Linked DNA regions of Homo sapiens: region 1 is linked to region 2. A link is a loop called in an ENCODE intact Hi-C map of the cell type or tissue named here. Cell type or tissue: Caco-2. All regions are shown on one strand. Links, peaks and the distances in the headings refer to the core of each region. The heading gives the core; the rest is flanking DNA.

What was found. Hi-C counts contacts between places; a loop is a spot of excess contacts. Peaks named below come from ENCODE experiments on the same cell type or tissue, not always from the same donor. Only the 100,000 strongest peaks of a DNase experiment are listed, where the experiment ranks them.
Region 1: a loop joins it to region 2, with 7 times the contacts of the local background. A loop is called at or near these places in 1 of 110 quality-filtered maps.

What each region holds. Positions count from the first base shown.
Region 1 is chr11:133,227,444-133,232,820 of GRCh38, forward strand. The region is part of intron 1 of OPCML (opioid binding protein/cell adhesion molecule like); the gene reads right to left. Among named protein-coding and RNA genes, the nearest start is that of OPCML-IT1, 140 kb to the right of the region's middle. In Caco-2, for the core only: no CTCF peak of the experiment used is centred there; a DNase peak (open chromatin) is centred at 3,218.
Region 2 is chr11:133,132,345-133,137,721 of GRCh38, forward strand. The region is part of intron 1 of OPCML (opioid binding protein/cell adhesion molecule like); the gene reads right to left. Among named protein-coding and RNA genes, the nearest start is that of OPCML-IT1, 230 kb to the right of the region's middle. RefSeq lists a silencer at 2,250-2,544. In Caco-2, for the core only: a CTCF peak has its summit at 2,432 (motif pointing right); a DNase peak (open chromatin) is centred at 2,407.

The DNA.
Region 1 (5,377 bases), core at 290-5,289, 95 kb after region 2:
AGGTTTTTGCTGAGGACACGAATCCCACACGTCTCAAGAGGGCACCTGGCTGACTTGAATTGGGGAGGTGATTTCCTCCTGGGAGAGGCTGCTGAGCTCTTTAATACCGAAACTTTAAATATACCGGTGGCTGTGAAGCACAGCCAGCAACCTAAGAATTGCTCAGAAAATCACAGGATTTTAAATCAAGGAAAGAAAAAAAAAGGCCGTTCCATTCTCCCCCTCAGGCTGGATTCCCTGTTTCTTTGTCTGGAAATGCAGTGGCCCTCCAGGGTGAAGGGCATCTGCAGAGCAAAGCCAGACAGCAGCCAGGAGGCCACCTGCCTCCCCAGAGAGTGCCTTTTCATCGCCAGGAGCTGCAGTTACAGTCTCCTAGGGGTCCCAGCAAAGAAGCATTCGACTTAATCGCTAAGATGCCCTGCGGTGCAAACGCTGGGCCCTGTGACCACATGCAAAAGGAAGTTGGGTCAGGCTTTGGCCCAGAGCGCGACATGACCAGTGTCCATTTCCTGAGCAGCAGTGGAGTGCCCCGACCAAGTCTGGGAACCTGGGGACTCTGCCCTGAGAGCTGGGGCTGGGTTGATCCAACTTCTTAGGTGAGGTTTTCATCTTTATTGGGAGACCTTTGTCCTTGGGATGGGAGATGTCCCATTCATTAATTATTGTGCTGGCTCTGAATAATTGCGGCCAGAGACTGCTATGCTGGGCAATTTCCAGTTCTACCGTGGCTGCTGCCGTGACACTGTATACGTCTTTCACTGGTACCGCACTGCATTTTACAAGACATGGTCCCTTCACCCGCTCAGCTGTTCCCCATAATAACATGAGGAGGTGAGCATAGCAGGTGTTCACACCCCGGTTTTACAGACAGAAACAGTTGGAAACCTGGAGGCCGAGGTTCATAAAGGTTAAATGTGGTGAAGGTCACACAGCATACATAAACACTTAACAAAACAGGACTAGATTCCTAGTTTTCTGCTTCTAATTCCAGTTCTTTCCGCTATAGCTCATGGAAACAGAATCTCAGAGAGAGTTTTCAAACTCATCCACAGTCCCTTCAGCACCTTCGCGGGCCAGCCACAAGCCGAGGTGCCCGCTGGTGCTCAACAGCGCCAAAGCGTGTGGCCCCTCCCAGGACGCTGCGCCCTGCCGGGCCTCCCCGTCCTAGAGCTCTGCTTCTTGCCACCTGCCCCCGCTTGGGCTGCCCCTCCTACTGCTCTCGCTGCCAGGCAGCTTGGGGCCTCCCACGAATTTATGGAAGGAGATTGGCTCCTGCAGAGCCCCTCAGCACGGGCCCAGGAGGCTTCGCATGAAAAATGATTGCACCGCACACGCGGAGGCTGTTTAAACCTGTCACTTTAAAATATCCCTTCTCCTCTGCCCAAGCTGGGCCAAGAGGAGCAGGTCCAGGAAAAGGAAATCAGTTTAAAGTGACAGCCCTTAATTTCTGAAGCCAAACCTCAGCATTTGTGGCAGACTTTTTATGTGCTGAGGTCTCAATTTAAAACCAAAGTGTCCCAGTGGCACCGCGTAATTCTCGGTAAGTTTCTGCACCTTGTGCTCAGGCCTTCTTATCAGAAAAAATCCAAAACTAGGAAGAGGCTTCATATTCATCTTGGAGCAGGCCCAGCACAGAAGCAGGCCAGGGCATGAAAGGGACAGCAAAGGCCCCCCGGAGAGCCAGCTGGGCCTGTTTAATTGCTTTTCTTTTGTTAAAAGCTGCTGTTACCAGGTTGCCCGGGGCAAGGACAGGATGCTCAGCATTCAGTTAAAATACATTTCATGATTGGAGGGCAGCTCTGAACCAAAGCCTGGTTATTTCTTAAATACGGTAGTCCCCCGCTTTAACCGTGGTTTGGCATGGTCTGAAAATATTATTTGGAAAATCCTGACCAGATCAATTGTCTTGGTATTGCAGTGTTTGTGTTCAAATAACTCTTATTTGACTTCGTAATGGCTCAAAACCTGTCAGTTTGAATATGTCAAAGAGAAGCTGTAAAGTACTTCCTTTAAGGGAAAAGGATTTTCCTTTTCCTGCTAAGATTTTTACCCAGAAGCAGAAAAATGAACAATTTAAAGGATTAAAAAAGAAAAGGGCTCCCAATGCATCCCACCATGCATTTTCCCTCACCGTTCTCAAATTAATAGGAAGACAAAAAAAATTGTATGCTGAGGTTACCAAGATCTACAGTAACAACAAATCTGTGAAACTGTAAAGAAAAAAAAGATGTACATAGTATATGCAGGATTTGGTACCGTTGGCAGCTTCAGGCATCCTCTGGGGGGCTTGGAGTATATTCCCTGAGGGTAAGGGGGAACTGCTGGACAAGTTTTCAGCATCCCACAAGACCGCACTTTGTTTTCACTTCTTCCAGGAAGTCTTCCCAGACCTGTCCAAAGCCTTTACTGTGCGCAGTTAGTGCGTATTTCCCTTTCAGTTTTATTGTGTGTGTGTGGATGTACATGTGGCGTGAATACATCATTTGTTGTCTAATAAGCTCTACTGTATGCACGTATTCTCACTTACGTGCCCAAGGCAATAGCTTGACTCTATTAGATATTTCATAAAAATGCCCTACTTAGATTTTTATCCAGAAGCAGAAAAATGATCAATTTAAAGGATTAAAAAAGAAAAAGCTTCCCAATGCGTCCCACCATGCATTTCTACTCACCGTGGTCTTAGAGTTTAGTTCCAAGGACACAGTTAGCTGCTTGGTGATACTTGTTGAATGAATGAAGAACTGAATACATTTTCGCATTTGTGTGGAAACACCACTCGCCAAATTCAGTGGAAAGGGGAACACTCATCTTGGCTCATGGTGTCATGAAGCGTGGTGATGCTGGTGGGGCTCATGGGCAGAGGTACAAATGCTAAGTGACAGCCTTTCATAAGCCCTAGATTGTGGCAAAGGCATTCACCCTCCCACTCCTATGGTCAAGGCGAGGTGCTGGACAGCCAGCTGCTGTCACTCGTTTCTATTTCTGCCTCCCCTTTCTCAACTTTCCTGTAGACCCAGAAGGGATGCTGACCTAAGGAACAAAAGCACAGGCCTTGAACCCTAACTGAAACAAGAGGTTTTCTCTCTAGTCCCCCACCACACCCAAACTTTCTTAGTTTATGAAGTTATTACTTTTAACAAGACCTTATCTGGCACTTCGCATTCCTAGAATGTTTGGTGGCCATAACTCAGTTAATCAGTCGCACGCAATAAAAGGCATCATAAAAGTAGATGGCATGCAGACAGTGGAGCAGCCTCAGCCTGGCCACCCCATCACAGCACCTCAGGGCCAGCTGGAGCCCATTTCACTGAGGACAGGCCCATTTTCCTGAGCTGTCTACTTTCGCAAAGTGCCGCATTTCCATGTTGCAGGACTCTGCTCCAGGGCTCTGCAGATCTGGCACTAGTATCCCCACTGTTTCTGAAATGTGGACAATCTGAGTGAAGAAAAGGGAGAAGAAAAGGGAAGGCAAATACTTCTGGGAGCCTGTGATTCAGACACCGGATCTGCCACCTCTCATAACCAGGGAGGGTGTGCAGGGCGCTTTCCACACATTTGCAAACAGATTTAATAATAAGGGGCTGTCTGCCTCAATGTGTCAAATTCCCCGCTAGCAGCACAAGAGAATATCAAGGAAGGAGGCAGAATGAGAAGCAATGCAAGGTCATGAGCTCTCCCTTTGTCTGTTCTAACATACGATATGATTTTCCTTCAAATGGAGATTTCATTGAAGCATAATCAGCCACCTAAGGAGTAGCTGCGGATGAAACATTTGAGGATAAAAAATTAAGCTCCAGCTTGGATACAGCAAGTGACTCTCCTCTTCTACCGCTTGATGAGTAACAGGCAGTGTAGCAGCATGGGGAAAAGAATGGCCCCTGTACCCCAAAACCCAAGATCAAATCCCTTCACATGTCATAACTGCTTAACCTTACTGACTTTCAATTCAAAAAGAGGGGGTGAGAGTTGGCAGCACAGGGCAGTCTGCACCCCACGGTGTTTTAAGATTCCTAGGTGAAGATGTCACGTCTTGTTGGAAAAACATTTCATTGTAATTTTAGGGCAGAGCTCTCCTGAGATCCCAAGTTGAAAATGGCATCATCTCCCATCTGTTTTTGGCACCTCTCACAGCACCTAGCTCAGTGTTAAGCACAGCAGATACCTCCCAGCAACATGTTGATGAACACAAGCAGTAATTGAGACCTTAGGCTCTGAAGTCAGACTTGCAGCTCTTCACCAGCTCTGTGACCTTGGGCAGTATGCATAACCTCCTGAGATGTGGTTTCCTTCATGGGGTGATAACTATACCTACATTACACATGGATTAAATGAGACCACACATGTAAAGAACATGCAACCAGTAAGCCCTCCATGAAGATGAGCTCTTATTGTCAAAGGAGAAGGGGCAAGGAAAGTAAGGAGAGGGGAGGGAGAAGCAGGCAGGGAGTGGGGAAGTCAGTAGATTAAAATGGACACATGATGTAAAAGGCTTAGGATCCTACAAGGAAGGGCAATGGACACATGATGTAAAAGGCTTAGGATCCTACAAGGAAGGGACTCCCCAGCCTCCTCAGGAAGGACGAGGGAGAGGAAGAGAGATGAAACAAATTCACTGAAGGCTGCTGGATTTACTCAGAACTCTGAACTTTTAGTTGCCTTGAACCTCACCATATGCCCCCATAGCAGAAGGCATGACCCAGACAGACCAAAGGCTTTGTGAACCCAGCCCCAGTGGCTCCCCAGATGTCCTTCAGCAAGAGTGAATTTCTAGTGTGGGCAGCTCCGTACTTGGTTCTCAAGGAAAAAAGATAAAAACTACTCTTTGATGAGAAACCATACGGTGTGGTAGAGAAAGCGCAGAGTTTAGACTGAGGTCTAGTTTTAAATTCCTGAATTACTCTGAGTTTCTCAAAGAGGTAATAAAATCTCCCAGTTTCTGTTCCTTCATCAGAGGTAGAACTATGTCATAGCTTTATTGTGAGGCATAAGTGACATGAAAGAACATGGAAACAATGTGCAAAGTGTGATGCATTATAAAGTCATGACAGTTATTAGGACTTGGAGTAAAGTGAAGAGAATGTAAGGTTATAAAAGAAGAGATTCCAGGTGTGAATCTCATGTGAAATTAAAAGAAAAAAAAAACCACCTCACTCTTCACTTTATCCTGTTATGTGACACAGCACATGCACACACACATGCACACCCACACAGGCTGGTGGTGAGAAGACATTGTGACATTGCTTTGATGGATTTACTTATTTACTTATTAGATTATTTTGAGCATCACAACTTCATAAATGTTTCAAATAGGAGAGAAAAAGTGGGGGAAAGAGGAGGGGAAAAGCGACCCTCACCAAACAGGTCGGACTGCCACCAA
Region 2 (5,377 bases), core at 123-5,122:
ATTCAAACAGCTACAATTAAAAAGACTGATTATACCTGGTGCTGGTGAGGATATGGAGGACTCTGTCCTCTCATACACTGCTGGTCAGAATGTAAAATGATACAACTACTTTGGAAAATAGTGTGACAGTTTCTTGAAGAGTGAAGCACACCTATTATATGAGCCAGCCATTCCTCTTTTAGGCATGTACCCAAGATAAATGAAGGTATACGCTAATATTCATATCAACTTTATGATAGCTGCAAATTGGTAGCATCCCAAATGTTGACCAACAGCTGAATGGCCAACCAAACTGTGGTGCACCGATACAATGGAATACTAATCAGCAATGAAAAGAAAGGACATATTGATACACACATTTGGCTGAATCTCAAAATACTTACGTTGAGTGAAAAGGAGCCAGAAAAAACAAGAGTACATTCTCTATAATTCTATTTACACAAAAAATAGAAAATGCAACTCATCCACTGTGATAGAAGCGATCAGTATTTTCCTGGGATCACAAAGGGAAGCAAAAAAAAAAAAAAACTTGGGGGACAAAGTCCACAAAGATACTCAGGGCCCAAAGATATGGAGATGGGTGGTCGGTAGACTGGCCAGTGGCGTTAGGGCTGGCATGAAGTCCTGAACTTTTCAGGAAGCTCTGTGAGGGCTTAGAACCAACGTCAGAGAAACCAGAAAGCTTATTTCAGGTTGTTTGGTGTCTAATAACTCAGAAATTAAAATTCTGCCTGCAAAGTAGGTCCCACACAGCCTGAAAATTCTCTGCTTTGTTAGGACTCAGAAGGCATGGCCTCCAAATGTTGCCTAATGATAATCAGGGCTGAAGTGGAATCAGATGCAACAGTTCCTGAGATCTGACATCATCCTTAGGTGGCCTCAGGCCCCTGGGTGGCAGGGCGGCTGGAGTCTGGTTCGGAAGCAGTGTCCTGATTGTGCAATCAGAGATAATTGGTTTCTAACTCTGATCCCATTTATTCTTCCCATCTCCAGCCAGGAAAAGCTGCCTTGGCTCCTTTGTTTTTAGCCTCCACATTTTCTTACTGTCAGCTGCTAAACATTTTCGTTTCTTCCATCTTCTGGCATCTTCTCTTGCCTACCTCATGCAGCCCTTCCCTCACCTTCGGGCTGCTCATCATTTACTCTCCTCTCCTTGCCCCCTGGGCAACACAGGCAGCCCGTTCTCCCCATCCCCTTTCCAGAAGAACCCCTGATCACCCTCGGAAAACGTGTCCCTTATGCCATCCCCCAGGAAGTGTAGTAGCTCCCCTCTCTTTCCCTTGAGCAGCAACTACAGAATCCACCCTCCCTTTGATTAATAACATCCCCTGCTGCCATGCTGTTTCTTTAAAAACCAACCATCCCTGTGTCTCTTACACCAGACTGCCAGCTTCCTGGGGTTTGCCTTGCCAGCCCCTTTCCCATCCACGAGTTGCCTGTGCTCAGTGAAAATGTCACTAGGCTTTTTGCATAAGCCCAAGTAAAGCAGAACTCATTCATTCGGGGGGGAAAAAGCCTAGGTTGCAATGACTTTACACATCAATAAGACATATGTATAAAGCTGTTCAAGTTGTTAATGATTCAACATGAAACATCCAATATCACACGGGACAAAGCACCTTACTAACCATTAATGAATACGCATACACAGAATATGAGATCGCTCCTGAACTCCTTTCAGCTGCCTTTGATAATACAGGCTCCTGTATCATCCCTGCCACATAATGAAAACCTCAGCCTGAATTGTATCAATGCAAATCACAGGAGCTGCCTGCAAGCTTGTGTATTATAACTTACCTGTGGGGCCAATAAAAAGATATCCCATTATCAGCCTTGTCCACTTAACTATTAATAAGACATTCCCAGGCCTTCCATCCCATGCCCCTTTCCTGCTCACATGACCAGCACCACAAAACCTGCTTCACTTCCCCACTTGCAGACTTAACTAGGGAAAGGTGCTCCGAGTGATTTGAGCATCTACAAAATGAAATCCACATAGAATAATAGAAGGGAGTTCTTCAGTGGTGCAAGGTCTTTCCTCCCAAACACTGGAAGTCCCAGGGACTGAGGCACCTCTGTCCTGAGCCACAGTCCTTCCATTTCTTCGGAAAGGCCTTCCTCAGAGTCTTAGGTGGGTGAGTGAGCTGCATATGGCCCCTGTGCTCTTGTTTCCAGGGCAGTGGAGGCAGGAGAGAAAGGGGAACTGGGCAGTCACCCCTTGGGGGATGACTCTTGGCCCTCTCTTCCTGCTGCGTCGCCTCGGCCATGGGCTCTCCTCCTGAAATATCCTCGACTTGCTCCAGGTCTTGTCCGCTGTCTTCCTTGCTCCAAGGGAACTCTTGCGTGAACCCTGCAAAGGAGCCCAGCCCACATCAAGCGAGATGAGCCACCATCCTGCTACGACCACCAGGTGGTGCTGTTCTCCCTGCACCCAAAGTCATTCATGCCAGGAGGGCGCAGAGAGCTCCCTGCACCCCAGCTACAAGGCAGCAGGAAACACCAGTAAGGTTCCTTGGCTCAGAGCTGTTGTGCATAATTACAGCCACTTTCTTTTACTTGTATTTTCTGGAGTATTTTTTCCATTCCCAGACTCTCCTCCTCTTCATTTCCTGGATATTGTTCTAGTGCACATTTTACACACACTGATTCCCTTTCTTTCTTGAAAACAGCCTCATATTCATTTTAGAATCAAGAGCACTGAATTGTACAATCACTAAAAGGAAATTTCTGGAAAAACTGCTCTGAAAGGCATTTTTCTCCCTGGTTAGCATATCTTGCTTTGGCTGGCACTCCAGTTTGGTTAATTAACAACGCATGGGCCTCTCATTTGATGGTATATTATCTCTTGTGATCTTCACAACAATATTCATAACAATAAATAACAGCTGAAGCGTTAGTGATCCCTGCCTGTTACTGAGGAATTTAAGACGGCACACTAGCCTTATGATTAGCATGTGATTGGCTAGTTAACTGTTGAGGTTCTACCAGAATCACACCCTTTGACTCCTGTTTCTGTCCTGTTTCTCCTTCAACAGCTTTGCCTCTTTCCTGTGCAAGAGGTGGGTGTGTTGATTCCTATTCTTTGCCCTCCATAGGTTTTTTTTTTTTTTTTTTTAACTGTTGGGACAGACTGGGTTTTGTTTTTGAGATAGGAGGGTTTCCTCTCTTAGGAAATGCTCTGCTAAACCTGTCCCTACCCAGTTGAATTTTCTGTGTGGGCGACCAACAATCTCCCATAGATATTTATAGTACTTTTAAAAGTCCTTTTCATTGTAATATTCTGTGTAATCTCCATAACAATTTAGAGTAGGGCAGAAGACTCCCAAAATACAGATGCGAAGACTGAGGCTCTATGGAGTTAACATTCCCACTAGAATGCGTTGGAGTGTCTATGTGCAGGATCCTCAAAGTAGCGTCCTTTTTCCACTCTGCTACCTCTCTCTACCTCAGTTGTCTCCGCAAATAGCGGAACCAAAAGTAGGCTTCTTTATTTTATTTAGGAAAGGACATGAAGGATAAGTTATCTTGGAACCACAAGAGAAACAAGAGGTAAGCAGAATGTAATTACCCAAGTTGGAAAGTTGCCATATGTAACAGCGGCAGAACTCCACTGTGGGACAAAAAAGCAATATTGACCAAGAAATACCATATTACCCTTCACAGACTCATTCTGATAGTTCGTTCTTCACCCATATTTATTCAAAAGACCTAAGAATCTAGCTATTTACTATGAGAAACTCATTACTGGCATTTGCAGATGCTCAGGGATGTAGTGTTTGAGACTGAGAGTAGGAGACACCTAAGAAAAATTAATAATGCATACAGTAAAACCCATTTAGGTTTCTATTTGTGAAGAAGGGCTCTTATGAGTCAAGATAGAGGAGTAAGAGTTTGGAATGATATGCATGAAGAGAAATACAGCAATGGAAGAGTGGGAATAAAGCTTTTGACTGTGGTGTCTATGCCTCTGCTGCCAAACTCAAACCCACCCTCAAACAAAGCAGAAGGAGCTTTTAGTGCAGAGCCCCAACTTTTTTCCCCACTTTCTAGAAGATGGAGTTTGCAAGCACTGCAGAGACAGACTGGGATCAAGGCTCCAGAAAGCAGCTTCCAGATCAATACTGAAGCCTTTGTAGCACACCAGGAGCAGAAAGTGTCTTGGAAGCATCTAACACTAAAAATAGAGCTGCTTCCTAATGGGCTGGGTTGGCTTACAAGAGGCAGAGGTGGGAGGAAGGGCATTCCAGGAAGAGGCGCTCCTGGAATCAGGCATTCAGGCTGGAAAGACTGAGAGAATAGGGAAAAGGAGAAAGGGTGGGGAATAGAGAGAGGGAAAGAGAGAGAGAATACGGGAGTGAGCAGGTGGAGCAAGAAATGCTACATTGGAAGTAAGATTGGAAATTTAGGATGTGGCTCGATTTCGAAGAACCTAAAATGTTGGGCTTTGTTAGTTAAGGAAATACCACTGCAGTTTCTATGTGCACGTGTGTGTGTGTGTGTGTGTGTGTGTGTGTGTGTGTGTGTGTGTGTGTTGGGGAAGGGGTTTTAATGTGTTTCATGGGGGTATTTTAGGGAATATTATTTTTCTATAGAAAGGAATGGTCATCAGAAGTCTACCTTAAAAAATAAATTATTTTGAAAAAATGGTTATGACGGATGCCCTCAAAAGAATTTGCATATTTGCAGGAAGAAAAAGGCCAAAAGGACCATTAACGTGAAGGATGGTTTTCTCATCGCTGGTTTAGCTCCTATTTAACAACAGGAAGCTCTGGGTACTTGTGGAAAGGTTCTGGGAAGTGGGGGGCATTTTTACAGAGCATTTGGCTGAGCCTCTCTTGAAAAACTCTTCTAAGTGTGTGTTTTTATTAATGATTTCAAGTGAACAACTATTCTGCCTTACTCCTGCATTCACTCTTTTGGAAGGCTGGTGAATGATCTTTGGAGATTTGTGTGTAAATCCTGTTCTTATATTTGCTTATTTATATTTTAACTCTACTTAAAATGGAGATTTTTACTTTTCTGCGGTTTTACTTAGGCACAGAGAGAAACAATGTGGATACAACACTTTTCTTCTAAAGATGTTGATATTACTTGCCATGTGTCTGTTTGCTTGTTTTAAATAGAGGACTGACTCATAGCACAGAAGGAATGTCAAGGAGTTCCAGATATCTCTCATGCATTAGGTACTTCAGTAAGAGTCAATATCATGCTGGCCATATTGCTTCTGATATCTTTAGGATCCATAAAATTGAGTTTGGTGTATCATCATGTTATTCTGCTCCTATAAACCCACTTTGAATATCAAGGTCGCCTGAGACAGGCCAAGGTCCTGATCAAGAGGGAGGCTCAATTCAAGTTAACATTTTATGTCCTTCCT